Linked DNA regions of Mus musculus: all the other regions are linked to region 1. The links are chromatin loops, found by intact Hi-C in ENCODE. Cell type or tissue: heart. All regions are shown on one strand. Each heading gives the region's core, and the rest is flanking DNA. Links, peaks and the distances in the headings are about the cores only. Region 1 overlaps Tango6 (transport and golgi organization 6). Region 2 overlaps Chtf8 (CTF8, chromosome transmission fidelity factor 8). Region 3 holds the start of Has3 (hyaluronan synthase 3).

Region 1 (10,294 bases), core at 1,469-9,468:
GACTCTTGTAAATAATAATCTGATTTCTAGATTTTTTTTTTCGAGGCAGGATTTCTCTGTATAGCCCTGGCAGTCCTGGAACTCACTCTGTAGACCAGGCTGGCCTCGAACTCAGAAATCCACCTGGCTCTGCCTCCCAAGTGCTGGGAGGCTGGGTGTGCGCTACCACCACCCAGCTACCTAGTGACTGTTTTCTGCCTCCCTCCCGGGAATATAAGCTTCTTTGAAGCCAGCTTTGCCCTGTATTCTCAGCACCTTGCCTTTGTATAAAAATTAAATAGGTGGGACGTGGTGGTGCACACTTTTAATCCCAGTTCTCAGGAGACAGGCGGATCTAAGACCAGCCTGGTCTACAGAGTGAGTTCCAGGACAGCCAGGGCTACACAGAGAAACCCTTTCTTGAAAAAAAATTTTTTTTAATTAAATAATATATTTGTATAAATTGCTGTACTGTTTTTTTCTTCTAAATATAAAATCACCTTTTTTTTTAAAAATTGGAAAATGTTTGAGATTGAAGCCATGTTAAAATTTGAGTTCAGGCTGTAGCTCAGGGGTGGAGGGCTTGGCAAGCTGAGCTCTGCGCTCAGTGTCTATCACTGCAAGAACAAACCAAAACAGAACAAAAATAGTAAAATTCAAAGTGTGGTGGCTGGTGCAGAAGGAAGGCTCCACAGTACTTACTCTGAGAACAGGGCTCCAGAGCAAGACAATAGGCCCTTACGTTACCTGGTGATCTCTTCTTTTCCCTCCTGCAGTTGGTGATGCTGTAATTAGGCCTGCATATTGCCTCTGAACACAGCCCTACAAGGCCCTTCATTTGCAGCTTATGGAAATTAGATCATGCACAGGAAACAGGCTCTTTAGTTATCAGGTTGCACAGAGGAGTCAAGAGGCACGAGGGCCAGGGTTTGCTGGGAAGACAGAGCTTTTCCCAATCTACACGGAGCTCTCTACAGACTTTCTTAGCAACAGCACTGATTTGTACCCCAGCGCTCTCTTCAAGGTTCCCATCCTCATCTTTAAATAGAACAGCTAAAACTAACAGGGAGAGTTAGATATGCATTTACATTGTGTGGTCATACGTATGTGCGTGTGTATGTATGTATACATGCATGTATGCATGTACCCCTGTGTGATATGTAGCCCTGGCTGGCCTGCAGCAATATAGATGAGGCTGGGCTTGAACTTGTGTGCCGCAGTCCGCCCACCTCTGTCTCCTGAGTACTAGAGTTGCAGGCATTTGCCACCATGTGCAGGTTCAGAGTGTTATAAGTTTTTAAAATACCAGAGTGATTATTACATTTATTTTTGTTTGTTTGTTGTATGTGTGTGTACATGTTCATGAGTATATGTGTACATATGTGTGTCTGTATGTACATTCAGAGGCCAGAGATCAGTGTTAGCTGGCTTCCCGAGTCGCTCCACTTTCTGTTTTGAGATAGGGTCTTTCACTAAGCTGGGCTCATCCAGTTGGGTAGATGGGGTCAGTGAGTCCTGGGGTTACTCCTGTCTCTGCTTCCTAGCACTCAGGGAATCCTTATGCCTGTGTCCACTTTTTATGTGGGTGCTGGGGATCAAATTCAGGTGCTCCTGTTCTCACAGCAAGTGCTTTACTGACTGGGCTCGCTCTCCAATACCCGCACCTCCCCCCGTTCCTGTCCTGACTTTCTCTCTTTTAAAGACAAGGTATTTCTATGTAACCCAGTTTAATCTGGAACTTGCTGCTTAGTCCAGGCTGGCCTAAAACTTTCAGTGATTTTGCTCATTCTGCTTCCGTGATGCTGAGATTATAGACATGAGCTATAATGCCTTTTTTAAAAAAAAGTTTTTATTTATTATTGTATGCATATGAGTACACTGTTGCTTTCTTCAGACACACCAGAAGAAGGCATCAGATCCCATTACAGATGGTTGTGAGCCACCATGTGGTTTCTGGGAATTGAACTCAGGACCTCTGGAATAGCAGTCAGTGCTCTTAACCACCGAGCCATCTCTCCAGCCCCACATAATGCCTTTTTTTTTTTTTAATTAAAGATTTATCTATTTATTTATTTATTTATTATATGTAAGTACACTGTAGCTGTCTTCAGACACTCCAGAAGAGGGAGTCAGATCTTGTGATCGGATGGTTGTGAGCCACCATGTGGTTGCTGGGATTTGAACTCCGGACCTTTGGAAGAGCAGTTGGGTGCTCTTACCCACTGAGCCATCTCACCAGCCCCCATAATGCCTTTTTTTAAAAGACAGGGCTTCTCACTATAGCCCCAGCTGGATCAAACTCAGAGCAGTCCTTTGCTTTGGTCTCCTGAATGCTGGGATTTCGAGTTTGGGCTACTGTGAGCATATCTTTTGAACAATTCTTAATTTAAAGAATATAGAGCATCCATTAAACATCATGGTTTGGAAGAGATGAACCACAGTGAGCTGTTTTGTTTCTAACGAAGGTTTTAGTTTAATTTTCCTTTTCTTTCAGCCCTAAGGACAGTCCAGCAGCACAGGCCCCACCACTGAGCTCAGTGCCTTGCCCTTCTGACTGGGTTTTAGTTTTCCTAATTGATAATAAGCTGTTACACCAGCCTTCTGCAGTGGGAAAGCTACTGTGGAGATTACAGTAGCCACATCAGGAGGCTCAGAGGCAGCCGGAAGCTAGGAAAGCAAGGGTCAGGAAGTGGGTGAGTTGCCTTGTGTTTGGGCTGTTTTTCAGTCTGCGTGTGGGAGAAGGTGCTGGAAACCACCCTTCCCTGCTTTCAACCAGCATGGCTCCATTGGCAGGCTGAGCACAGACTAGAACTTTGTGTCTCGGAAGAAAATGCTGTTTAAGATAAACTGCAGGTTCCTTGCAAGGCTGGCAATGAGCTCTCGTTGCCCTGGCCTGGTCGTAGTTTGTCTCTCTGTGTCCTTGTCCCTAGGTGTATGTGGTGGCAAATGAACCTGTCCCAGTGTTGCTGGACTCGCTGCTTCCGCTCCTCCGGGTGTTCTTTTCTCTCTACTGTTTTACCCAGCAGAGTGTGTCTCACATAAGGTAAGCAAGCAGACCGGATACGCTTAGAATTAGAATCCCATTTGTCTGTAAACGGTCAAGTTTAAATTAGGGCGAGACTTTCTCTCAAAGTCAGGAAGATGTTTGGGGACTCTTACTCAGCCTACACAGAAAGAAAGAATGAGGATTTTGCAGGTTGAGGGAAATTGGGTGTAGTTTTGGGGATGATTTTCCATAGCCTATTCTGTACAGTAGAAGGGAAAGGTATCTCCATGGACCACCATGCCATTGTTTGATCGGTAAGAAATCCTGCGTTTTATTGTCTCTGGGAAGTGGGAAACCAGTGGGAGTTTATGATGCCCAAGTGGAGTGTTGGAGAGTAAGTTTGAAAAGTGCAGATTTGATGTGACTGCATAGTTTAACCTGGAATTTGGCCTTAATATGCAGAGTCTTCAGTATAGAAGAAAGGGGCTTCTTAGTCATCTACAATCCCCTTTCTGTGTTACTTTAAAACGGATTCAGTTAGGGGCTGGAGAGATGGCTCCACGGTTTAGGCGCCCTGGCTGCTCTTCCATTCCCAGCACCCACATGGAGGCTAACAACTGTAACGGCAGTCCCAGGACATCTGATACACAAACATAAGTACAGGCAGAGCATTCACACACATAACATTAAATAAATACATTTTTAAAAAGATTGATTTTTGGATTAGCTCTATTTTCAGTCGTTTGTGGCATTTCTTCCACATGGTAGGAGTTTATAGTTCCATCCTTTCCTGGGTCACTATGAAGACACTGTGTAAACTGGAGTCCCTAGAAAGGTCCCTGACAAATTATAAGCTCAATAACTCAGAGCAGTCATTAGTATGGCTGCTAATGGTGAAGAAAGACACTCAGCCCTGTAGTTAAGACTAAATGTCCAGCCTAAAAATAAAAATAAAATCTTTTTAAAAAGTAAAAAAAAAATTAAGTTCTCATAGCACCGTTCCATCCTCATCAAAGACTGACGGGGGAGCATGGGCCTACCCCAGCCCCTTCTAGTGAGTGGGGTGGCTTCTAGAGCCAAGGGTTAAGCTACCCCTGGGTGACCTCCAGGGCACTGTACTCTGAAATTTGTAAGATGCATGCTTCCCTGTCGAGTGTCAGCAGCCAGTGGCCGGGCAGCATTGGGATCAAGTGGAACCTGACGGTCATCGTGTCTTCCCCCCCCCCCCCCCCCCCCCCGCATAGCTTGCTAGCTTCATGGAATAAGATGACAAGCTCATTCATTCATAACTGCTTCATCTACCAGGTCACTTTGCCAAGAGATCTTGTTATGGATTCTGGTGAAGCTGGAAAGGAAGAAGGCAATCGCCAGCCTGAAAGGATTTTCGGGGTTGGACAAAACCGTGCCCACTCTCCACCCTCAGTGTCAGTTTAGAGCCGCTACGCACGGTGGCATCGTGATTACCGCCAAAGAGGCCATTAGGTGAGCTTACCAACCCCCGATTGTCACGCCTGACAGAAGTTTTTATACGACACTGTTCTGTGAGTCAGCCGCTAAGGGGCGCTGATGGAAAGGAAACCAGAAACAGGCAGCCAAGGCGCTTGCTATTTATAATCTTTAAAGAAACCAGAGCCTTAAATGATCCTCTGGGTGTTATTCCAAGATGCCAGCTAATAGTAGGTGTGGTTTGCTGGCGCCTCCCGGCTCTACACCGCAGCAAGCCCAGCTACTGCCCAGTGTTCGCCAGTGACTCAGAGCACAGGGCAGCACATGTTCACCGCAGCTCCCGAGCAGTCAGTCCAGTCTGTCTCTGACTCAAAGAGCAGGATGCATGTGTGCCTTATTACGATTATTACTGTATTTGTCTTGTCTGTGTCTGTGCATTGCTTGCATGCCTGATGGAGCAGAGGGTATCCAGTCCCTGGGAACTGTGTGGATATTGGGAATCAAACCCAGATCCTCCACTCCCACCCCAGCCTTATTCTTAGGGGAAATTGTCTGATTACTGTCATTGGTAATTTTGTAATGAGTTTGTTTCTCATAAGAATGGATTAGAACGTACTAAATAGACTTTAGTGGAGTGGATCATTTATTTCTCCAATGTCTCACAAGTATTTTATTTTATTTTATTCATTTTTTTGTTTTGTTTTGTTTTGTTTTATTTTTGTCCTGCTGAGACTGACCCTAGGGCCGCATGCACACTGGGCATCTGAGCTTTGCCCCTAGCGCCGTGAGCATGTATTTTAGACTGTTTGCGCTTTCTGAGATTTGTGGAGGGTGCTGTTTTCTCAGAACCTAGGCTTCCCTTGGCTGTCCACATGGAGTGTGTCGCTGGTCCAGCTGCTCACTTCCGCCACATCCAAAGAGTTGCTGCTTGTTGAAGTGCTTACATTTAACTTTATAGTCATGATTAATCTAGTGAACATTTAAAACATAAACAAATATGATTGACTTGACGAAAATAGAAAAAAATATGTATTAAAGTAGAATTATCAGAATGAATGGAAGCTTCCTGAGAACTGATGAATTTTAGCAGCTTTATCACTGTGCCCATTGAGTGTAAGAATTTAGAATTATTTGGCATGCTTAATTAGTGCACATGTATATGAAAACCCACAGTTCTCACTGAAATTACTATTTTGCTTCCTGATGAGAATATAGTTAGCAACCAGTGATTAAATGAATCTCCATCCACTGCCAGAAGCAACCACTCCTTAAAATCTGGGGTGTCTGCTCAGGTTAGGGGTATAGTCCTTTTGATATTATACACAAACACATACATACACACACACACACAAAAGTTACATGAACACCTGGGTTTAAATAGGGCCCACAGACACTTAAAGCAGTCAGAGTTCCCAAAAAATTGAAAATTTCATGTGTGTGTGTGTGTGTGTGTGTGTGTGTGTGTGTGTGTGGTGTGTGTGTATGTGTGTGTGTGTGGTGTGTATGTGTGTATGTGTTGTGTATGTATATGTATGTGTATATGTATGTGGTGTGTGTGTGTAATCATTTGTTCCCAAAGCAGCTGATCTGTTTCACCACTTTCCTTTCACCCTGCCATTAGCCCAGCAGAAGTTTCCAGTAAGAAAGTGTTTTAAAGAAAATTTAAGCCAGGCACAGTAGTACACACCTTTAATCCCAACATTTAGGAGGCAGAGGCAGGCAGATCTCTGTGAGTTCAGAGCTAGTCTGGTTTTCCTAGCGAGTTCCATGCAGCCTGGGCTATATAATGAGACTGTCTCAGAAGAAACAGACAAAAACAAAAGCCCAGCTCTATTTGAGCGCTTAGATAGGAGTGTTGGAGGCAGATCTTTTTAAACTTCTTTATTGTTGCTGCTTGTTCACTATGGAGCTCAGGTTGGTCTAGAATTTACTGTGTAGTCCAGGCTGGCCTCAAACTTGAAGCAATCATCCTACATTAGCCTAAGTATGTGCTATAGGGATGAACCACCACACCCAGCATCAATGATCATTTTCTTTAGACACACCTGACCTTTTTTTTTTTTTTAATTTTTCAATAAATCATGTCTAAAGCCACTTCCTTTACAAATCTTTTCCTATTTGAGAAATAAATGATCATACAGACTAAAGCAGTTTAGCTTCTAATAATAAATACCTTGCATTCTTCAGCCCGAACATAAAGGAAAATATTTTCAAGATCTGTCTGAAGATTACCTATATGGAAATATTGTTACTTTAGAATGTCACTCTGAGGTTTCAGCTTCCGAGGTGGCATAGCAGGTGAATGTGCTGTGCGCAGGCCTGAACCTGAGTTGGATTCCTGGATCCCACAAGGTGTCAGCAGATAACTGATTCCTGAGAATTGTCCCCTGTCACCCACATGCAACCTTGTGCCAACACACATGTGCCTCTGTAGCCACACATATAGTATAAAATAACCCTTTTAAAAAAGAGAATTATGGAGATTTCTAGGAAACATGCTGCTTTATCAACACTGACGTGGGCGATCTTGCCCTGTGTTGCAGCGATGATGAAGATGAAGCCCTGTACCAGAAGGTGTCTTCAGAGCAGAGCCAGGTGGAGCACCTTGGGGACTTGCTGCTGCACTGCCAGCAGTGTGGGTTGGCAGGAGATTTCTTCATCTTTTGTCTGAAGGTAAGAATCCACACAGTCACACCAATCCATTCTGGGGTAGCTCTAGGAGAGCCTTTGTCTTTATGAGCATTCATAATTTTAGGTCCTAAAATTTAGCTTCCAGTTTAGGACCAATAAACAGAAGACAGAGAGTAATTAACTCAGCTGCTCATAGGCTCTGGAATGGACAAGGGAGGGACCGTCAGTGGGACAGGTGAGTTACCGGTGTGCTCTGCCTACTCTGCTAGCTCATCTGCATTGAAATGTTAGACATGAACAAAGCTGCCTCGTTAGTCTATGAAAGGGTTAATCTTTGCTCCGTGTTGACAGTAAGATCTCTTTTGAAGTTAATAGCAGGTTCTGAAGCCAAGAGTAATCCCTTATCCTTTCTTGGCCTGGTGTGCAGTCAGGTATTTGGAAGGGAAACTCAGCCATTCTGCCTCCCTCTTTTCGCTCTGTAACCACTTAAAACCTTTTCCTGTTCCTGCCGAGTGCCATTGTTGGCACTTCCCTTGGCCCCAGTCTCCAGTAGTAACTTGTACTCCATAACGTTAGCGCTGCCTGGTATCTGCTGCTGTCCGCTCTCTCAAGTCTGTCCCGAGAGAGTGTCTGAAGTTTAAGGATGAGTGGTGGCTGGGCACGGGAAGCTCATGTCTCTAGAACTTGAAGTAGGGATGTTTCTTTTGGTGCTTTCTCATCTCTATGTTCAGGCCCGTCTCTGCGTCAGCCACACACTCTGATGTCTAAGGAGGCGTGAGCCCAGTTGTATGCTTTGTTTCCAGTTGCTCTTTGGGTAGGAGCACTGGCTGCTTTCACAAAAGACCTGAGTTCAGTTCTCAGCACCTACATTGTGGCTCACAACCTCTGTAACTCCAGTTCCAGGGGATCCTTCTGATCTTTACATGCACCACACACACTCAGACACACACACACTCAGACACACACTCACACACACACACACACACACACACACTCACACACACACACTCAGACACACACACACACACACTCACTCACACACACACTCAGACACACACACACACACACACACTCACTCACACACACACTCAGACACACACACTCAGACACACACACACTCAGACACACACACACTCAGACACACACACACTCACACACACACTCACACACACACTCAGACACACACACACACACTCAGACACACACACACTCAGACACACACACTCAGACACACACACACTCAGACACACACACACTCAGACACACACACACTCAGACACACACACACACACACACTCAGACACACACACACACACACTCAGACACACACACACTCAGACACACACACACACACACACACACACACACACACACACAGTATCCATACACACATGTAGGCAAAACACTCATACACATAAAATAAAAATAAATGAAATGCCAGGCAGTGGTGGCGCATGCCTCTAATCCCAGCACTCGGGAGGCAGAGGCAGGTGGATTTCTGAGTTCAAGGCCAGCCTGGTCTACAGAGTGAGTTCCAGGACAGCCAGGGCTACACAGAGAAACACCGTCTCGAAAAACCAAAATAAATAAATAAATAAATAAATAAATAAATAAATAAATAAATAAAATTAAATTAAATCTTTTTTTTTTTTTAAAGGGCCCAAATCAGCCAAGTGTGGTGGTACATGCCTGTAATAGCAGAGGTCTGGAAGCTGAGGCAGGAAAACGATTTTGAATTTCAGGCCAGCACAGGTTATTTAAGGAGACTGTTTCCAAAACAAACAAAACAAAATGCTACCATCACGCAATCAAAGGGCTTTATTCTAAATCCCAGTTTGTTTGTTATTTGAAGGGTCTCATGTAGCCTGCGTGGCCTCAAACTATTTAGCCAGTGATGACCTTGAACTTCTGCTCTTCCTGCCTCTACTTCCTGAGTGCTAGGATTACAGGCATGCGTGGTACAGTTCCTGGGATGGAACCTAGGAATACACGCATCCTAGGCAAGTCCTCTACCAGCTAAGCTGTATCCGGTCAACCCAAGCCCCTTAAACTATGGGTCCTGATTCCAGAGGAGGTCACATAGTAAATGTGTGTGTGTGGGTGTGTGTGTGTGGGAGGGAGGGGTCACAAAACATTTGTCAACACTAAGATTTCTGAACACAAAATAGCCAAAACATAATTCAACACGACGAGATGGGGAATGAGCTTGGGGCGTTTCTGAGAGCTTGTGCACCAGGCAGCCTCACCGAGGCCTTGGTTCTGAGCACATAGCATATGCACTTTGCACTGCACAGGCTGTCATGCCATTCAACGCGACAATATTTCCACTCAGATTTGAGGTCATTGTAGGCTGTAAATCATAGCACCTCTGCTTTCAAAGAAACAATGTTTTAACAGTGGGGAACAAAGACCATCATTCTTTAGCAGGCAAATAATAAGCTAGTATGTTTTTTAATTTTATTGCATCAGAATTGTTGATTTTAAACAATCGTTGGCTGAGGGGCTGGAGAGAGGCTCAGGTTAGGAGCACTTGCTGTTCTTCCAGAGGCTCTCAGTTATGTTCTCAGCATCCAGGCCAGGCCACTCCACCTACTTGAGTCCCACAGGATCCAGCATCCTTTCTGCCCACCTTGGGTTTCTGTGCTCACATGAGCACACCCCTGTCCCCCCACATACATGTATATTGATAAATATTCAAACATTTCTGGTTGGGCTGCTGAACTTGATCTTTCATTTTAAAAAAATCATGAAATGATTTTTGGCCTTGGATTAGGTCAGAATTTTGAATAAGTTCTGAAATGGCCTTTGACTGATTTCTCCTATTTTTGTATTTTATATATATAAGGAAAGCTGAATTTTTAGCATTGATGATAAAAAAAAATCAAAATGTGGATGTGCTCTAAGAAACACTGAAGATGCTGTGCTTTCTGCAGTATTAAATAGTCACAATTGAATCCTTAATGTAAAATTAATCAAGCACCACATCTCATTAGTATGCAAATTTATTCATCTTTAATAGACAGTAAAAACATATGCATGCCAAAGAATTGCTTTAAAGTAAATTTCCTTATAATTTATTGCCACTATAGGCTTGACCAGTACACCTACTTTATGCTCATCCATACATGGAGTTGTATTAAAATTCCTCAGGGAAAAGAGATTATGAGTTCAAATGTTAAAGAAGCCCTGCTTGAAACCAGGAAAACTTAATCTTGGCAAAATTGACATTTGATCTAGATAAGTGTGTTCTTC
Region 2 (10,294 bases), core at 1,219-9,218, 170 kb after region 1:
TTCTTCCTCATGTTCAAGGACCACCTCCAGGCTCTATCAGAGAGCTGTGCTGGGGACCAAGTCTTCAACACATGAGTGCTGGAGGTAGAGTTCAAATGTAAAAATACAACTGGGATCTCAGAGCTATGTCCTCTAAGCCTAGCTCTTTAGTTTTAAAAGGATTAGTGGTAGAAATGGAATCAGTGAAATTCAAAAGTAGAAAAAGAGGCCAGCAAGATGGCCCAGGAGTAAAAGGTACCTACTACTAAGCCTGATGACTGGAGTTCAATCCTCGAGATCCATCCAGTACAAGGCGAGTCCATTCCACCCCAACTGTCTGGCTTCCACACGTGCTATCAGCAGTGAGTGCGCACAAACCAAACATCTCTAATGCTGACTTTAAAAATTTCACAAATAAGGTAAGTTGTCACGGTTGCTTCACTTTGGAGAATTAAGCCATTAGGCCACCAGATACTACACATGCAAGATGGCTTATTTTCTATTGTAGACGTCAGAATCTCACACTCCTCAAATTATTCTACAAAATAGAATCGGAAGAATGAGTGAAGGCTAACCAAAGCTTGTATCCTCAAATACAAGCATGTTGGACGGCAGGTAATAAACAGGGTTGTTGTCATTTTAAAAAAAACAAGCAGAGAGTAAACAGAACAAAATGGAGCGACAGCAGCAGCCCTCTCACCCATTTATTAAAGAAACAGTAAGAAAAGATACAATGGAGGAAAACCAACCATCCTTCACATCAAGCTGAACACAGCACAGTGATTTCCCTTTCATCCCTCCACCCCCCCCCCAGCCCCCCCACTTCCCATCCATCGCAGTTTAAGTTTTGAGGTTCTTTGATTGGGAGGACCAGTGAGGAGGGAGCTGGCTGATCGGAGGAAGCTTAAATCTGTCCACCTCTAAGTCCCAGAAGAAAGGAGCCGCAGGCCCAGTCAAGCAGAAATGTGGTGGGTCTGTGGCGTGGGTGTCCACCTCCCATTCTGTGTTCAAGCCCCCAGGGAAAGGTCTGGCAGTAGAACATGACTAGGTCCAGGGAGCCGGGTCAGAGTTACCGAAGCATGGCCCGCTCACCAATGCAGCGTCACTAGACAGCAAGCGAGCCAATTCTCCAGCGGTGAGTGGGGAACTAGGACCTGCAGGCCAATGTATCCCTGAGGAAAAGTCCACGAGAACAGTTCAAGGAACTAGTAAGAAACAAGGGGCAGAAAGCTGTGGGACAAAAGCACAGAGGCTTCCGGAAGGCCAGAGAGCCTTTTCCTTGAGGCCAGGATCACCCCATCTGCCATAGTCCATGGCTCACAAATAACATTTTGCCTTTAGTCAAGAAAAAAGCAGAGGAAAAAGAAGGTTCATTTGAACTCGAGCCCCAGCTATGTTCTTCAGACTGTACTTCCATATCTACTCTTTTATCTAAGAGACAGCCCCAGCTCAGAACCACAGTGCTTAAATAACAAAAGTGGCCCTGGAAGAAAAATGGTATTTAAGGGGGTAACATTCCATTTGGGTACATTGCAGCCATTGGACCCCCTGGCCTGGGGAAAGCAGCTGGATTTGAGCCAGGGAGGCTGCCTACCCTAGGAAATGGGACCAAAGTCTTACCTACAGGGCCATTCATCCTTGGAAAGGAAGCTGGGTTAAGGCCCAGGGTCCCCGTTGGTCTTGCAAAAGGAGCTGGGTTGATACCCACAGGGCCTGCTGGAGAAGAGCCCAGGTGCCCCGCAGCTGACCTGGGGAAAGCAACTTGACCTGGGCCTAATGGACCAGCAGACCTTGGGAAGGCAGCTGGACTTGGACCCTGCAGGCCAGTGGCCCTTGGAAAGTTAGCTGGGTTGGGGCCTAGTGGCCCAGAGGCTCTTGGGAAAACTGCTTGATTTGAGCCCTGGAGGCCAGCAGACCTCTGAAAGGTGCCTGGATTTGAGGCCAATGTGCCAGAAGACTGAGAGAAGGCATTTGGGTTCAGTCCTCCTGATCCTGTCCCCCTTGGAAAGACTCCAGCATTTACCCCCATGGGGCCACCTGGTCTTGAGAAATGAGCTGAATTAGGACCCATGGGGCCAGGAGCCCTTGACATGGGAGAGGGATTTGGCCCTGGAAGGCCAAGTCCTCGAGAGCTAGGACCTGTGTTTGGACCTATGGGGCCAGGTACTCTTGTCATGGTGGGCGGGTTTGTGCCCATGTTTCCAGAAGCCTGGGAAAAAGAAACTGAATTTGTCCCTAAAAGACCTGCTGCCCTCAGGATGGGGGCAAGATCTAAGCCTTGAGGTCCAGCCATTCTTAAGTTAAGACCAGATCCTGTACCTAAGAGGCCACCTGCTCTGTTGTCCAGATTTGGGCCTGGGCCTAGGCCACCAGCTCTTGGGTTGGGCCCAAGACCTGGTCCTAAGCCACATGCTCGTGGGTTGGGACCCAGGCCTGGGCCTGGAAACATACCCGACCTAGGGGCCGGGTTTGTACCTAAAAAGCTTGATCTCAGATTTGGACTTGGTCCAGGACCCAGGCCAACTGGCCTAGGATTGGGAGGACCAGTCCCAGAGGACAAAACACCTGCCCTCATGTTGGGTCCACATCCAGGGACCATGGGGCCACCACTTCTAGGGTCAGGACTTGCTCCCAGAAGTCCGCCTGCCCTTGGGTTGGCCATAGGACCAGGTCCAGGAAGCCCTCCTAATCTGGGGTTAGACATAGGCCCTGGGCCTGGAAGAGCCCCTGTTCTAGGGTTTAAACCTGGTCCTGGTCCTGGTCCCAACAGGCCTCCTGGCCTTGGGAAGGAAACTGCACCTGTGCCAGTGGGATTCATCCCTCTTGGGAAAGAAGTCATGCCTGGGTCGCGAGCACCAGCAGCAAAGTGTGCTGGGTTTGACGCCAAAGAGCCTGATGGATTCTGAAAAGGAGCTGCATTCCTTGGAAATGGAGCCAGGTTTCCACCAAGAGAACCTGCTGCCATAAGGAAAGGATCTGAGTTCACACCCATTGGGTGGCCTGCGTTCATAACAGGCCCTCCGTCCAGCCGTCCTCGAGGTGGCAATGGAGCACGAGTCCAAGGAGTTGGTCGCTCTCTAGGGAAAATCCGGGGTTCTTTCATACTTTCTTGGGGACGTTGGTGATAATAGGCTTGGGGCGAGTTTTGAAAAGGATCTTGTTTTTGATGAGTGCTGTCACCAAGTACTGGGTGCCAGTCCCTCGACCGGGCTCATCACAGTCCTGCTTCCCAGGAGTGTGTTTGACAAGGACTGCAAAAGGTTTCTCCAGGTGGATGGTTTTCCCATACAGGATATGATGGCCCACGATCAGCACAGGGATTCCCTTTGGCAGAACAGAAGGAGATGCCTAAGGTTGAGGGCAAGGCCGTTCCTTTCAGGGGCCTTTTAAAGCTGCTCTTGCAGCAATGCTGGCACCTCCAGCCCCTGGTCTGGCTCTATCACTGTTAAAAAACCACATTGGCAATCCACCCTTGTGCCCTTTCATTCTTTGCAGCCCCACGTAAACAGCATTTCTACTTTTAGGACTCTAGCAGATTCCCAACGGCTCCATTCCTCTGCTACTCCAGAAGGTGGGGACAGCAAGCAGCTAGCTCTACAGACTGGCTAACCTGGAGCAACAAACCCGAGGACAGTCCTCACGCTGGGTCCTGGGAGCACCACCTTGGTGGAGCTTGCTTTACTGAGGCATAAGGCAGGGAAAGAAAAGCCCCCTCACCTCAGTGGTGTAATGTAGGTCTCCCAGGAGGTTTCCAGCTAATCCGGTGCTGTAGCGAGCCTCGATCTCCCCCTGTAGCTCCATCAGCACCCATTCTGCCAGGCCTTCAGCCCCCGTACTGAAAGTAAAGGGCTGGCGGTTACAATATTTTTGAGCGGTGAAGGATGAGTAGTGTCCTACACCTACACCACCATTAGAAGCCCAAAGGAACTCTGTTGAATACAAGTTCTCGGGAAACTGGGCAGTACTGAGAACTGAAATATAGATTGTAATGCAAGAATGTATAGAAGATGTACCTGAGGACCCTAATTCCTTCAGAAGAATGTAAAACCAGTATAGCCCTTAACACTCAAGCTAAGTAAAATCTTAAAATGTACTCACCTGGAAATAACAATTTGCACCATGAGCCTTCCTTCTTTAAAAATGCAACTGAAAAACTAGAGGGGGGGAAAAAAACCTTTTAGGATAGCAATAATTATAAATAATTATATTTATCACTTAATTGTATGATAGGCACTTTCCCCACTTTCAGACAGGTCTCTAGTGCACGCTACCCTTGAACTCCCTATGGCTGAGGCTGACCTTTAACTTCGGATTCTCCTGCCAGTCTCACAAATGCTAGGTCAGCATTCTGCCAACTGAGTTTTACACTTCCAGCCCAATGTGTGGCAGGAACTTAGAATTCTAAGTGCTTTTAAACATGTTACTCTATTGCTCTAGCAATGTCAAAAGGGTTAGGCTTTCTTGCTGTTTCTGAACATATAGATTACAGTTGTTAATGACAATCATTGGACTGGTGATCCACTCAGGTGTATTACAACAAATGGTAAGGCAATTTTTTTTTTTTTTTTTGAGACAGGGTTTCTTTCACTATGTAACTCTGGTGATCCTGAAACTGTGTAGACCAGACTAACCTTGACTCATAGAGATCCATCTGCCTCCCCAGTTGTGTGTTTAAAGGATTGTGCCACGTGCCTAGTAGTAAGCTGATTTCTAATGTAACTCAGCTACAGACTACCTTTCACTTAGCTGAGGGAGGGAGTTCCTGTATCTTCACATTATACAACAGCGCCACCAGGTGGCAATTTGGAGCACCCTAAAAGCCTGCTGCTAGCTGGCTTCATTTTCCCTTGTACCTGCCATTAACAGAGATTGAATTGGGGAATCAAAGCTACAGTGTTTGGTTGTCTCTTGAATGAGACAATATATAGTGTTACCAGTCATGGTACAAAAAGCCAACAGATTTTATAATTGTACTCAAAACGCAGAAAAAATATTAATCAGGATTTTTTTTCTGGCCTGGGGCTTGGTATAGCATATTCTTAACCTCAGCTTCTAGAGAGCTAGGTCGACAAGGGGCAGCTGCCATTTGAGGGGTTTCTTTACTGGTTCTTGTCGCTTTGGACCTCCAGTAGGCTTATATCATGACAGAACCTCTTTCCAGAGCACCAAACACACTGGGTCAGCAGTTAACATATTTTAAATGTTTACTATGGACTACATGCTATGCACATGTGTACATGGTATCTCAACCAACACAGCAACTCTAATGATAACCATTTATTCCTATTTTGCATTTGAGGCTACTGGGTCATATACAAATAAAAATCATGTATTCATATGTGGTACACACTCAACTAGAGTATAGAGAGCAAAGACAAGAAACTAGCCCATCTAGTTACTTAAAAGTCACTACTTAATTTTCCCTTCCTAAAGGACAGAACCAGGTATCAGCAAGAATGAAGAGGAATCAGGAGAGCGTGCAGCCAGGAACATGTGTAAGTGCTGTTCACATCAGCACAAGGGCACCAACACTAGATCTGTGAGCTAGTGAGTCTCTGTACCCAAAGAGGCTGTGGCCCTACCGAGAAAAGGCAAAGATCTTTGTGCTTATAAGACCCTTTGCAGAACTTAACTTTTGAGACCAGGTCCATCTTTGAATTTCCAATCCCTCTGTTTTAATCTCATACACTGGATCAAAAGCACTGAGTCCTGCTGCCAGAGCATCTCCAAAGTGAATCAATCCAAATTCAAAAGGCTGAGTTCCGGTTCCAGCTTGTAAGGTGGAAAGCTACTGTATGATCACGCTCAGGTCACTAAATGACTAGGTCGCTGACACCTAGATGATGACTCACTAGTGTGATGACTAAATATAACTCATGCAAGACTTTAGACTCCTATTGAGAATAGCTAATATTTTAGATTGGGAAGTAAGCAATTCAGCATTTGACAGTCTAACTTTGATTATAATTCATAAAGATTGTAAAAGGCCAAGGCTGCACAGACCAAGTTCTTTCAAATAAGCTTTTGTTGACTGATACTGTGTATGATGTGTAAGCTGCAAAAAAAAAGTGGCCTAAAAAAAGCAATAAAGAATTCACATCTGTGAACATCATATTCTAAACATGGGGAAGAAGATAATACTCTACGTCCTGGATCCAGGAAGATGGCTCAGACATGCGAGTATGAACACCTGAGCTCCACTCTCCAGTGCCCATGAAGACACTAAACATACAGCACTAGCATCTGCAACCGCAGTGGCTTTCTGAGACAGGAGGCAAAGGAAAACTCCAAAGCCTGAAGGGTTGCAGTGGAACCAAGACTTTGTGTCTCAGGCAGAAGACAAGACTGATACTTACTGACCTCTACACATGCACATATGCTACACACACATACCAAAATACGCTTCCTGAAAATTTCAATTTTCCTGTGCTTTTTATCCACAGGAAATAGACAGTATGGCTGCCAAATTTTCTCAGTGAATTCTCTGCTTCCTGGACAGACTATCAGAATAAGAATTCACAATGAACTAAGAAAAGCAGACACCTGACCTCTGATTTGGGGTAGCACTTGCAAACCTACCCATGCAGGTTCAACTGAAAACATACATCTTTATATACAGCTGCAGGAAGCCTTGCCTGAGTTATTTCTATTGATCCTGGCAAACACCTAGCAATGCCTTGGAAACAGTAACTGTGTGGCTTACAGCCTGGCCATTCTGTTGCTGTACCCCATCAACCCTGTAAAATGTTTTATGCTAAATCAAATTAGGTGACTTACACGGATATAAAAGGAAATGTGTCAGTCTAGCTTAGAGACACCTGTATATCCATATGATTATACCTATGTGATCTCTCTGTGTGTGTGTGTGTGTGTGTGTGTGTGTGTGTGTGTGTGTGTGTATCTCAGGGCTTGAGATTTCCTGTAGCATCTATTACTCCTGTTCTTGCTCCTTGAGGTCACCAGAAAACTGTCCATGGGGCTAGCTTACATATTGATTTGAGAGCACAACCGACAGAGGTAACAGGAGTATGACCACGTGTCCCAATTAGCATACATTTTATTCAAAGGGTCTCAAAAGCCAGGTGTGGTGCTATGCATCTGTAATCCCTGCCCTTCAGGCTGAGGCAGGACAACTCAGGAAGACCCTGTCTCCAACAACAAAGGTGGGTGTGAGGGAAACTTAAAAAGAGGTGAAGCCTCGTACAAGCAGAACACCTACAATCTGAGAACATGTTTCCAAGTAGAAAAAAAATTTAAACATAATATTAGGCTGCTAGTATCAAATGTCAAGATTTCTCAGTTTTCGGGCTATTCATCTGCTAAATCAATGCAAAGATTCCAATATCTGAAGCACTTGTGTGAATTTCCAATGCTGTTTAAGAAGCCAAATTCTGGTAATAGTAACAAATAACAAAAATGTTACAATGAAAATTCTGTGTGGCATCAATTTCTGAGTCTTCAGTCTCACTTCATGCTAACACTAAGAATCGACCAGTTTCTAGGACTAAGATTTGCCTTGATTAGAAAGCAGCACAGTGTTACCAATACCAAAAGATTTCATCTCCATACTCTTTGGACTGCTTACTGGATTATCTCATCCCATCCTGACAACCAGCTCAAGTTAGGCATGGTTATCAAACTCCCTTTCAGGTAACAAGGCTTAGAAAAGCTGAAGGCTAAGCAATTGGTCGCATAGCTAATTAATAACCAGTAAAGCAGGATGTGACTTTAGCCATTCCACTGTGTGGTCTGCACACCAGCCCTCCTCATACACAACTTCTGAGATCCATCTACCTTGCAATTGCCCTCATTCTCCTGCAAATCTGAAAGAAGCCTTGTCCCTTGCAATGAAAGCAGCTAAAATCCAAGCTGATACATCAAAGTAGCTGATAAACTATTACCTTATCCATGTTTAGGCTTTAAAAGTCAAATTCAATGCCACCTTCAAGATTCAAAATTATACCCTAAACCCTCTCTCTACCCCTCATCAAGGAAAAAAAGAAGTCATGAAGACTGAGGACTTTTTTGCCGTGGGTTCACTTTAATCTCTGACCAAACCCAATTCTCATCCTCTGCTCTCTAAATCATTACATATTAAAGGATTACTAATGTCTTAGAGAACAGCCTGATCAGTGACCCTCATAATGGTAACTTCCCAAAATAAAATGTGGTGTAAGTATGGTATGTACCCAACCATACAAACAGAAAAACAAAGGACTGTGATTCAATGATTTAAATCTAATGACACAAAATCTTCTATGACTAAATCATGTTTTATAAATGTCCATTTTATTAGCCTGGTCTACAGACTGAATTCCAGGACTGCCAGGGATATACAGAGAAACCTGGTCTCAAAGGAAAAAAAATCCATTACAATGTATCTAAACACTTTGTGTGGTCTGCTAAAGATTAAACCAGTGAACAAGATAGACACTATCTCTACCTGTATTTTTGAATTTTGTCTGTTTTAAAGGGAATATGTTCTAATTCTTCAAAACTATACTTTAAAATTTTTCTTTAAAAAATTAGGATAAAGTGGCTTAACCATTTCATAGTAAAAAAAGTTAGCTGTTTCCTAGAATATGTCAAGTAGAACATCACTACCACCAAATTGGTAACTACTGTGAATGTTTACAATGGACAAAATAGGCTATAAAAACAGTAGGTCATCAAAGTCAACTTTATACAACTGGAGAACAATTCAAAGGCTTTAGGCAGGGTTTACTGAGATGCTTCAGGGCTTAAACTCTGGAAAGTCATTTCTCTAAATATGACAACTATTTCTCTATGTGCCTTTCTAGCAAACAACCAACCTTGTGAGTTTTATATATGACTGAATACAAATCATTTTTATTACCAGTGTCATGGTGGTTGTGTGACTGAAGGGGATGTTTGACCCAGTTTTCTAAGGAGAACTTGTCTCTTAATAGAGTTGTTACTAAGTCTAAACTACTTTAAATGAGACACTTGCTCCCCTCCAAAAAGGGGCTGTGGAGGGAAGGTAGAACTGAATGCTTCCGAACTTTTCATTAGTGAAGAATGTTTTCAAAACGTGTTTAGAGACTATGCATCCACGTGGTACGTTCCCATCACGTGGCAGGATTCCTCCACTGGAGGGAATCAATTACTGTTATTTGTAGACAATGGGTAGAAAAGATGGCTTCGGTTGATTTGAGTTACTCCGGTTTTCTCCATCTTCTGCTACTCTGCCACCCCATCTCAACCTTCCCTCCTCTTCCTGCCCTCACAACCTCCTCCTCCCAACCCTTTCTGGCCGCGCGGCAGTTGTGGGGGAGGTCCCCCTCCTTGCTGGAGTCTTCCATTTCTTCTATCTCCTCCACCCTTGAGCTCCCCTCCCCCCTCCTTCAACTAGACAAGATTTTTTCTAACTCCCTCTTGCCCGTTTCTCCAACTTCCTTCAAACTATCCCAAACTACTATTGGAACCGTTTTATCAAGGTCTTTAACCCTCTACCTACCCCCCTAAGAAACTATCCCTCCCCACCTCACTCTTAAACTGCTTTTCTCCACGGCCCCCATCCGTCTTCATAGCCCCAGCCTTCTCCCGAAGAGTCCTCTTTCAACTACCTTCCTCTACCACTCAAATACGAGCCAAAACCGTTCCCAGTCCCGCTACTCTAGGACACCACCCTTCTCAACTTTAGGATTCATTCACTCCTCCCACAAAGCGCCCGAGACCACTTTGCAAGAATCCTCCAAATAATGCCCCCCCTAGCAGCTTCCTCCTCCCCACTACCATGATTTAATAAAATAAAGGTCCCCTGAAACAAGCCTCACATTTCTGTCCGTTCCGCCCCAAACCCCTTTTGAGTCTCGGGCTGCCATTCCCGCTACTTTCTGAGTTCCAAGTCCACTCGACTCCAGCAAGCCTCCCGACCGGGGACTGAGCCCCTTTCCCCCCCGCACCTACCTCGTGGATCCGGCCCGCGCCGCCCCCTGCTCCGTCCTCCGCCCGCGCTCCGTCAGCCTTTCCGCCCTTCTCCCACTCCACCCGACTCCCTCGCTCCCTTCCTTCCGTCCTTGCCCAGTTCCCGGTCCCCAAGCGCCCCTGGCTGGCGGCGGGCTAGCCTCGGCCCGCGCGGCCCTCACTCTCCCGGGCCCAGCACGCGCCCCTCCCCCGCCCGCTCCCCGCCCCTCCGCTCGCCATTCTTCTCGCCGAGCCGCGCGCCCCGCCCGGCCCCGGCTGCCTAGCTGGCCCATCCTCCGCGCTCTCGCCGCGGTCCCCGCCTCCGGCCTCGTTCCCCGCGGCCTCCCGCGCCCCTCCGCCCGCGGCCTGACCTGCAATGGCGGCCGCC
Region 3 (9,952 bases), core at 1,953-9,952, 150 kb after region 1:
TTCGCTGTAGACTGAGGTTTTGAAATCTTTCTCACCCACCTGGTTACAGCATAGAAGGGATGTCTCAGAACTCAGAATTCTAACCATTTAGAAATGACTTGTTGGGCCTGTGAGGCATTTCAACAGGTAAAGGGTGCTTTCGATAGACCCACCAGACCTCAGTTTGACTCTGGGGACCCACATGGTAGATGGAGAAAACTGATTCTCACAAGCAGTCCTCTGATCCCCATATGCCATAGCATGCCTTCTGGAAAAAAGACAGAAGGGAAAGATGGCTGCACAAAGCCTTCTGTCCATCTGGTATGACCTAATCCTGATCTTCAAGGCTGCATGAAAGAGCCTGGCTGCCAGCAGAGCAAAGGACTCTTAGTTTAAAACAAATGCAATTCCCCATCAAAGGCAGGAGTTGCAACTTTAGCCAGGCAAGGTGTCCCCGAGAGGAGCGAGCTACAAAACTACAGCTTTGTCAGGCAGTAGCTGCCTTGCTGTACTCAAGGCACACACTCTCCACTCTGAATAATGTGCTAAGTCAAATTGTGAAGTGTACTGTCTCAAGAGAAGGAAAGCACTATCACCCAGTAGAGAAAACAAAGCCACTATTTGATTGGTTGGAGACAGATGGGGGACTTACTATGTCTCCAGGCTAGTCCTTTCCTTTCCTTTCCTTTCCTTTCCTTTCCTTTCCTTTCCTTTCCTTTCCCTTTCCCTTTCCCTTTCCCTTTCCCTTTCCTTTCCTTTCCTTTCCTTTCCTTTCCTTTCCTTTCCTTTCCTTTCCTTTCCTTCCCTTTTTTCCCCTTTCTCTTTCCCTTCCTTTCCCCTTTCCTTTCTCCTTTCCTTTCCTTTTCCTTTTCCTTTCCTTTTCTTTTCCTTTTCTTTCCTTGCCTATTCTCTTCTTTCCTTTTTCTCTTTTCTTTTCTCTCTTCTTTTTCTTCTTCTTCTTCTTCTTCTTCTTCTTCTTCTTCTTCTTCTTCTTCTTCTTCTTCTTCTTCCTCTCTCTCTCTCTCTCTCTCTCTCTCTCTCTCTCTCTCTCTCCCTCTCTTTCTTTGGGACAGGATATCTCTAGTATCTCTAGCTCTGGCTACCCTGGAACTCTCTATGTAGACCAGGAGGCAAGCCTCAAACTCACACAAACCTGCCTGTGTCTACCTCCTGAATGCTGAGATTAAAGGTGTGTACCACTATACCTGGCTCAGGCTAGTCTTGAACTCACAGGGTCAAGTAATCCTTCTGTCTCAGCCTGCCCCAGCTTGGGGGAAATCTCTCTCTTTTTAAACACTTCATCCTGCCATCCTCTGGGCCCACAGTGGGTGACACTGTCACCTTCTGAAAGCAGCACCCACAGTTCTTATCCCCACCCCCTCTCAGCCCTCTGCTGGCTGATTCGCCTCTCAGACCTCTGAGTCCTGATTCCCATCCTTACCGATAAATGTTGCCCGTGACCCAGTCTACCTGTTAGCAGTGCTTGTAGCCTACTAAACAACTCCAGAATCCTTGCTTGGTATGTTAAAGTCACACACAGTGTGGTCCTTAGCCACCCTCTTTTCAGAGCGGCCAGACTCCATCACTAGTCACAGCTGGAAGGTCTATGGGGTAAATGTCTTGTCTCAGCCAGGCCTCCCTTTGCCACTCTGCACACATGCCATTCTGCACACATTCCTGCAGTTTGTCTTCCTAGCTAGAGTGTTCTCCATGGACCTCTGTCCAATTCATTCTAGCCCACAGAGACCTCTCTTCTGATGTCCTCACTGCTCCAGGTAGATCTCCCCATCATCACTAATGATAACCAGCTGTGTGGCACATGCCCGCCATCTCAGCACTCTGGAGGTTGAGGCAGAAGGATCACTAAGAGTTTGGGGGAACTTGGGCTACACCTGGCCTCAAAAGTAGGCAGGATGAGGAAAGAAGGAACTGCCTCTTGGGACAACTTAATTTTGCAAGTGGATTGTCTTCAATATGGATAGTCGACGTGTGGCAACTAGCCTCAGGCCGCCTGCCCTGAGCAGTTTCCCATGTGAGTTAAGTGAGTGTGGCAAGAATCTTCTGAGCAGCCGGGCATGGTGGCGCATGCCTTTAATCCCAGCACTCGGGAGGCAGAGGCAGGCGGATTTCTGAGTTCGAGGCCAGCCTGGTCTACAGAGTGAGTTCCAGGACAGCCAGGGCTACACAGAGAAACCCTGTCTCGAAAAACCAAAAAAAAAAAAAAAAAAAGAAAAAAAAGAAAAAAAAGAAAAAAAAAATCTTCTGAGCAAGATTGAGGGGCTTAGTGTCTGCAAAAGTCAATTCTTCAAGTCTGAATAGATGTTTCTAAGTGACTAGATATGGAATTAACCCCATTTCTACATCCCTAGTACTCGGAGATAAACTCCAGGCATTAATGTAGCAGCCCCTGGACCACTTTACAGTGAAGGGATAATGCAAACAGGGACCCTCAAACTGGATGCTAATTATTGCAAATCCTCCCTGGCACAGGCAGCCTTTACAAAAAAAAATGGTAAAGACAGTTTGTATTTTCCTGATCATACCAGGTCCTGGTCCTGCACATCAGAATGGAGCAAAGTCCATTGGTATAGGCAAGTGCTGACTGTCCTAGCTGGGCCCACTGTTTCTGGGGAAGGTCTTAATTGACTGGCAATGATGTGCTGAACCAGCCCCACTCTAGAGCCAGCAGAGTGGTAAGAAGCCTAGCGGGTCACAGTTGGAGCCTCAGAAACTGACACACACAAGCTGGCCCTGGAACAGTGGCAGGAGAGGGAATGTGCACCCAGAGAAGCCATTCTGGGGACAGAACTGGACCTTTTCAAGATTGCTGCCCCATTCCTTGAGCCTCTAAACAGATCGATTCACAAGCAGCCAATTGGCAGACAATGACTGATGCATTTTGCCTGACCTATGGGATGTTTGTGTCCAACATCTGAATTAGCTGCTAACACTTAAAAATGAAGAGATTTCACGTGCAAGACTAAATTTTTTTGGTTTCTCCAAGTGGCTAGGCTAGGCCCTCCCATCACAGGGGGGCGAACTTCTGTATGGGGTATCTCCTCTCCATGGGGCCAGTGCACCTAATTTTGCCTCAGCCCAGCTTGTTTTCCTTGATCTAAAATGTTGCATATTACAACTCTGGGAGAGAGGAGGGAAGATCAAAAGGATCCCTAAGACCCTGGCTTCTCCAGACTTGAATGCCTCTGGGCGTGGCATGGGTGGCCCCGGCCTCCTAGGATCTGTAATAACAGATTTATCTAAACACCAATTAGAAACTGCTTGTAACTGAACAGCTGGATTGGCCGGATGAAGCCATCTCAGGCTGAAGTGACTGTGGCTTGTCATGTACTCTCTCGAGGACTCTGCAAATCTTGGAACAGTCCTTCCTCTACCTCATTTCTACCATGGAGACATTGAGGTTTATACTGTCACAGCCCGTAGTAAAACAAGCTGACAGACTCCTGAGCAACCCTCTTTACCCAGACACTACTTCTCTGAGTATCTATTGCAGGCTATAGCAGGGCCCCTCTGACCATTGGTAGCTCAGCACACATGACAACATGGGTCAATACCAGCCGTTATTTCTATATCTTATCTATTTATCGTGGATGTGTATATCATTGTGTAGAGGTCAGAAGAGGACTTGAGCTAGTTGGCCTTCTCCTTCCAACATGTCCCAGAGACTGGAACTCAGGTTTGGTCCAAAGTGTCATCACTCAAAGAGCCATCTCAACAGCCTTTAAGAGCACACTCTTTGGAGCTGGGGCTAGAACTTTGACAAAGCATGCACAGAGCTCAGGATTCAGTCCCCATCAGTGAATAAACTGGGTGTGGTGGCCCTCATCCTTCTCTTCGGAGTTAAAGAGGATAAGAAGTTCAGGTTTATCTATCCTTGGCTATATGGGAAGTTCAAAGGCCTATCCCGGGCTACAGACTCTGTCTCAACAAAACAAACTCACTCACTGCCCAGCCCTTTAGCCCATGCAGTGGTGTTTCTCCTGAATGAAGCAGGGTGAAAGGTTTTGATTTTGTCTGTCAGGGTGGGAGTGGGCGGAGCAGGGGCCCAGGGTGGCTGTGTTGTGGATTCTGTGGCTAAGTGACCTATGGGCATGTCTGAGAGGGATGGCTTCCTGACTGGAGCAGCTCACATGCCTATTAAATTGTTTCCGCCTGCGAAGTTATCTCTGACGGTTGGAGGACCCATAAATTCATTTTTAAAACTAGTCTTTAATTACAATTTCTCTTCAGGTTTTTCTGAGATGTAAAACCTCGAGATCTCCAGCTGGTTCTAGAGTTTCTACCTCTAACAAACACTCTTCTCCCCTGGACTCCCTCTCGGCTTCACCTCACCGGAGGAGTCTACACCAACTTCCAGGGACCACGGAACTGCCAGCGAGGATGTCGGATGGGGACCTAAGAGGTCGGGACGTGGGAAAGAAAGGTGGGGAGGAAGAGCCGTTTGGGCTTTAAGACCGGAACCTCCTGGATTCCTGCTAGACCAATCTGCAGCTTTTGCAAACAGCCTTAAAGTCATCAGCGCCCCGCTGCGGAATTCAAAGCTCAGCTTGTCATAATAGTTAACACCTTCTTTGACCAGCCTCCTTTTATTTGACAATTTTTCTTTTCTGTCCCTCTCTGTTGCCACCGGGAAGGTTTTTAGGGAGTCCCCTCACATAGCGAGCCGCCCCTTGGCGTTCAGAAGATTTTCTGGGGTAGCCCGTTTGCAGGGTGAGTAGGTTTCCAGGTTTCGGGAGCGGGGCGTGGGGGCGGGGATGGACATGAACGATTTTGTAGGTCCCCACTGGTCATCCGGAAAGTTAACGATGCTTCAGGTACTAGGCTAGGGACAATGACAGCCTTTCCAAGGCTGCTGGCCCGGAGGTCGGCGTGGAGCAGCTGAGCCTTGGGCTGCACTGGGGGTCCCTAGTTTTCTAGAGGCAGAGGTTGCGACTCTCGATTCGGAGGGGCTAGGTCCACGACAGACCCCGAGTCTGGCGAGCGCCAGCCGGTGGCCGGGCACCGGGCGCTCCCGCGGGCTCCGGGAGCCCTCCCACTCTTGCCAACTTTCCCTGCCCTGGTGCCGGAGGAGGGCGCCTTTCCCAGTGGGTCGCGCGCGATACTTAAGGCGGCTCTGCTGGGCAAGGCGGTCGTCAGTCGGAGCCCCAGCGGCACCGTGGAGGCAGTGCGCGGCGGCGGGAGCCGGAGGAGGAGCATGGAGCCGCCGCGGGCCTGCTGAGCACCGGAACGCCGGCAGCCGGCGGCACGGTGAGCGCACCCAAGGGGCCGGAGCCTCTTACCGCGACCTGGGGACCCTGGGGCTCCGGCCGCTCAATGCTTCCCGGCGGCAGTCGCTTGCACCATGTTCCCTACCCCCTCCTCCCTTTCTTCCGACATCCTGGGCTCCCGCAGCCTCTCCTCCCTTCCTCCCTTGCGGCTCTTGTTTTGTGAATGAATTGGGGGTGGAGGGAGGCTGTGCGGGGAGCGAGGCTAGAGTGCCCCTCCCCCCAACTCACGCCCGCAGGGGGTTCACACCTGCGGGGACACCGAGATCTCCAGCGATCTGGTCCCTACAGCACAGGTTTGTGAGATGAGTTCCTCCTCCTTGCCGGTTCAGAGAGGTCCAAGGGTGCCTAGGAGAGATTGGAGGAGCTCCAGCCGCTAGTGCAAGTTTCTGTACTGCCGTGCGTGAGCCCGGCTGCAGGGCGCACCTGTCAGTGGGAGAGTTGCTGTTAATCTTGCAGCCCTCAAAGTTCTACTGCTGGGTAGGGAGGTGTGCGTCCTTGCCTGGAGGTTTTTATTTCTTTTCATTGTCCTATGGGACATGGATCCCGTAAAGCGCCCCCACCCTCGTGCCCTTGAATCTAAGTGCGCCTTAGCTAGCCTGGGCGAGCTTTCTTGGATCTCTTTTGAGAGGATGGAGGAAGCGGCCCAGGATATAAGATCACATTCTGGTTAACCGGCTTGGGGAAATACAGTGTCCTCTCTGGGCAGAGGACCTCAACAAGAGCCCGTGCCAGAGCCTGACTGTACATAGAATATCCAGCTGCAGAACCTTCCTGGGTCTTCTGTAGGGAGATGGGTACCTCTTAATTCCTGAGGGGGAGGGGGTCTGGCCCCCGGATGGAGGGGGCTGGCAACTGCAGGGATGCTGCCTTTGTTTGCAGGCACTCCTTTGCCAAGGTACCTGGGGCCCTGAGAAGATGAGTAGGGTCTGGGCTGGCAGTTGTTCCTTGGCTTTTCCGTTCCTTCCCAGCAGAGTCGTGGGAAACCTGCACGTGGGTGTGGCTGTGTGGCTTTAGCCAGCGGGGTGAAGCTCAAGCCGGGTGAGGAGCGTGGCGAGAGCTTCCTTAGCTGCCTTGGACCTGACCGGACAGCCTCTGGAACTGCACCGAGGCGGGGCGCCAGGACGCAGGTTGCTGGGCCAGCCACAGCACCTCCCGTCCCTTCCCAGAACGAGGCGGGCAGTAGGGCCCGCAGCGTCCCCTATGTATCAGCTCTAGCTGGAGACTAGGCAGGGGACGTATGCCTGGGGCTCCCTGAGCTGGGTGTGTGCAAGGAGGGCTGGGAGTCCTACAGAGGAAGCATGCGGCGGCTCCCGGGGCTGGTAGGGCAGGCCGCCCAGAGGACATGCTTCCCGGAGAGGCCAAGCTGCCAAGAGTTCTTTCCAATCTACACTGCTGGAAGAATGCTTTTGCGGATTTAAGCAGTGACTGTTCCGCACCCATCCTATGTGATGGATATCTCTGGCAGCAGAGTCTATTCCTATTGGGATGGTGCCTGGATTCAGGGAGACCAGGATTGAAGCAGGTTTCCGAAGTGAGGGGTCATTGTCTAAAACAAGGATTCTCCAATCTGGACAGGTAGCTAAAGAGACAGGAATGGAGGGCAGCCGCTCCTTCCCACACTGCTTCCTAACGCTCCCACCTGGGAAAGCCCTTAGGGGCTAATGTGCATCCATTGTCAGGGAAATTACCTGAGATCTGAGAAGCAAGGAACCATTAGCATCCCTCTTGGGGACATGGACAGTAAGTCTTTGGGCAAGGTCAGGAAGCCAGGAGGCAGTGGAGCGTGTCCAAACCTTGGTCTCCGATGTCAAGTCCTGGGCTCCTCTCATTAATGCACAGTTGTTCCCAACAGGATGGGGGCTAGAAACCCCAACTTAGTTACAAATGGGAACCTACACTGTTTGAGTGGCTGGGCCGGAAACATGCCGGCAAGCCTACCAGGACACTAGGACCAAGTAGGCGGAGCTCCCCAGCAGCCTTCTCTGCAGTGCTTGCTGCAGTCCCCTATAGCTCAGTTGCTGGTCTTACAGCAGGGCTGTCCACACCCCAACTCCCCTCTCCCATCTCTTGGCCTTTTCTCCTGCCTCTCAAGTAAAGAAAACAGTGAAAGCCAACCCTGCGCAGTGTCTTACAGAAGGGTGGAAGAGAGAAATGATTTGTGTCTGTCTGCCTCACACCCCTTTTACATCCCCTGCCCCTGTTTTCTCCATGGGCCTTTTGCTGTGCTGGGAATGGTCCCCTCCCAGGGTACACTTAACACTTAGAGGTGGTAGCTGTAGGCCTTGGGCTGCCCCCTGACCCATCTTCTCCCACACTGCCTGTAGAGCTGTCCCCTCTATGCCCAATGTCCCCACAGAAGCTTATGGATTAAGAGCTTTGGGTCAGGTAGATCACACCTACCATATCCCAGGGGACTATCTGGCTTGTCTGTGATCAACACTATTCTACTGCCCTTACATGTCACGTGTTTGCTCCTGGAACATGCTATGAGGTTAGTTGTATAATACATTCTATGGGTCAAATAGCTGAAAGGGGAGTGGGTCAGTTAGAAATGTCAGAACTAGGACTTGAACCCCAGCAACTTAGGCTCTGAATTTCCAGTGGTCTTAAGTCAAGTTCAGTAAGAAATAATGGTTTTTAATAATGGGTCATTTCTTTTGTCTTGGGCCTATCTTGAGAATGCTCAAGCTTTTTTGACAAGAAATGCTGAACTTGCTGGGCAGTGGTGGTGCACGCCTTTAATCCCAGCACTTGGGAGGCAGAGGCAGGCGGATTTCTGAGTTTGAGGCCAGCCTGGTCTACAGAGTGAGTTCCAGGACAGCCAGGGCTACACAGAGAAACCCTTACTCGAAAAAAGACCAAAAGGAAAAAAGAAAAGAAAACAAGAAATAAATGCTGTCCCTGCCTGATCCACTATCTCTTTATCTTGTTTTTAGATGCCGGTGCAGCTGACTACAGCCCTGCGTGTGGTGGGCACCAGTCTGTTTGCCCTGGTAGTGCTGGGAGGCATCCTGGCGGCCTATGTGACAGGCTACCAGTTTATCCACACAGAAAAGCACTACCTGTCCTTTGGCCTCTACGGTGCCATCCTGGGTCTACATCTGCTCATCCAGAGCCTGTTTGCCTTCCTGGAGCACCGTCGAATGCGCAGGGCAGGGCGCCCCCTCAAGCTGCACTGCTCCCAGAGGCCGCGTTCAGTGGCACTCTGCATTGCTGCCTACCAAGAGGACCCCGAATACCTGCGCAAGTGCCTTCGCTCAGCTCAGCGCATTGCCTTTCCAAACCTCAAGGTGGTCATGGTAGTGGATGGCAATCGCCAGGAAGATACCTACATGTTGGACATCTTCCATGAGGTGCTGGGTGGCACTGAGCAAGCTGGCTTCTTTGTGTGGCGTAGCAATTTCCATGAGGCGGGTGAAGGAGAGACAGAGGCCAGCCTGCAGGAAGGCATGGAGCGTGTGCGAGCTGTGGTGTGGGCCAGCACCTTCTCATGCATCATGCAGAAGTGGGGGGGCAAGCGTGAGGTCATGTACACTGCCTTCAAGGCCCTTGGCAACTCAGTGGACTACATCCAGGTAAGGCTGCCTCCCTTAGAGTGTGTGCATATGGGCACACGTAACCAGCTGGGCATTCTGTCCTCCCGCAACTTTAAATCTGATGTAGGTCTTGGTGTTGTAGCTATCCGTCCTCTTCCCTAAACAAGGTGTAATAAACAGTTCTAAAGCAACCTTGGGACTGACCAAACCTGGGCTGTGGTTCTGTTGATAACTGAGCAGACCTTGAACAGGTTCCCCATAACAACAGCAGCAAGAGGTAGGCAACACCAACTCTATACCAGGCACTGCTGGTGTGTGCTTCAAACATTATTTTAACCCTTAATAATAGCTCTGCAGGTGAGCACTGCTCTAGGTTCACATAAATAAGGTAAAACAGGTTTAGAGAGTAACTTGCCTAATGTCAAACAGCTGGCAACAGTGCAGACCAGAATGTCAGCCAGGCTGCTTATCCAAGGCCTACTGTTGATTCTTGTGTCTCACTCCTGGCGACAGGGCGACTAAACACCATAAAGAAGTTTGAAGAGGGAGCTAGAGAAATGGCTTGGCAGTGAACACTGGCTATTCTAGTGGATCCAACCCACCTTCCAACTCTAGAACCCGCATGACAGCTAACAACCTCTGTAATGTCAGGTCCAGGTTATCTGACACCCTCTTTATGGCCTTTACAAGCAATGCACGAATGTGTTGCAGACTTACATACAGAGGAAACACCCATACACATTCTTTAACAAATCTTTTTTAAAAATTAAGTATAACAAGTAAAAGGATCCTGCTAACAAATCACTCCACTTGTTTTGAGTTAGGACCACAAAGTCCCCATCCTTCCTAGTGTTAAATTCATGTCTGACATGGCAGCTGGGGAGACTCAGGTATATGAATGACCAACTTCCTTTCCCAGTGTTGGCACAGGTGGAACTCTAAACAGACCCTGCCCAGATCCTGATCAAGTGGTCATTGGCACCAGCCTGGAAATTCTATTAGGGTGGCAAGGTTTACATAGCTTAAAATTTCAAAGAACAAACTAGAAAGAACAAAAGATTAAGAAGTATACATTTCAGTACCAACTAGAAACAGACAACTGGGCTGCACAGGTTCTGTTAGTTGGGGGGGGGGCATTTTGTTTGTTTTGTG

What was found. A loop is a pair of places that touch in the nucleus more often than their neighbours do. Peaks named below come from ENCODE experiments on the same cell type or tissue, not always from the same donor. Only the 100,000 strongest peaks of a DNase experiment are listed, where the experiment ranks them.
Region 2: a loop joins it to region 1, with 6 times the contacts of the local background. A loop is called at or near these places in 32 of 42 quality-filtered maps.
Region 3: it touches region 1 in a loop (5-fold over the local background); 32 of 42 quality-filtered maps call a loop at or near these places.

What each region holds. Positions count from the first base shown.
Region 1 is chr8:106,713,700-106,723,993 of GRCm38, forward strand. Tango6 (transport and golgi organization 6) reads left to right here. Exons shown (of 18, transcript NM_173037.1): 8 at 2,910-3,022; 9 at 4,271-4,447; 10 at 6,955-7,084. Among named protein-coding and RNA genes, the nearest start is that of Tango6, 36 kb to the left of the region's middle. In heart, for the core only: a CTCF peak has its summit at 4,522; a DNase peak (open chromatin) is centred at 4,532; H3K4me3 peaks cover 487 bases; H3K27ac peaks cover 1,494 bases.
Region 2 is chr8:106,883,224-106,893,517 of GRCm38, forward strand. It overlaps Chtf8 (CTF8, chromosome transmission fidelity factor 8), which reads right to left. Exons shown (of 4, transcript NM_145412.4): 1 at 10,278-10,294; 2 at 4,078-4,133; 3 at 3,697-3,814; 4 at 640-3,303. The coding sequence starts at 4,100. The coding sequence ends at 3,079. Derpc (DERPC proline and glycine rich nuclear protein) reads right to left here. Exons shown (of 3, transcript NM_001378379.1): 1 at 10,278-10,294; 2 at 4,078-4,133; 3 at 640-3,303. The coding sequence starts at 3,082. The coding sequence ends at 1,481. Among named protein-coding and RNA genes, the nearest start is that of Chtf8, 5.2 kb to the right of the region's middle. RefSeq lists an enhancer at 9,041-9,087 and cis regulatory regions at 9,052-9,058, 9,070-9,077. In heart, for the core only: a CTCF peak has its summit at 4,795; a DNase peak (open chromatin) is centred at 4,748; H3K4me3 peaks cover 668 bases; H3K27ac peaks cover 456 bases.
Region 3 is chr8:106,865,708-106,875,659 of GRCm38, forward strand. It overlaps Has3 (hyaluronan synthase 3), which reads left to right and starts at 5,129. Exons shown (of 4, transcript NM_001331048.1): 1 at 5,129-5,244; 2 at 8,201-8,839. The coding sequence starts at 8,201. In heart, for the core only: CTCF peaks have their summits at 5,079 and 6,452; DNase peaks (open chromatin) are centred at 5,074 and 6,484; H3K4me3 peaks cover 2,855 bases; H3K27ac peaks cover 1,722 bases; H3K27me3 peaks cover 3,861 bases.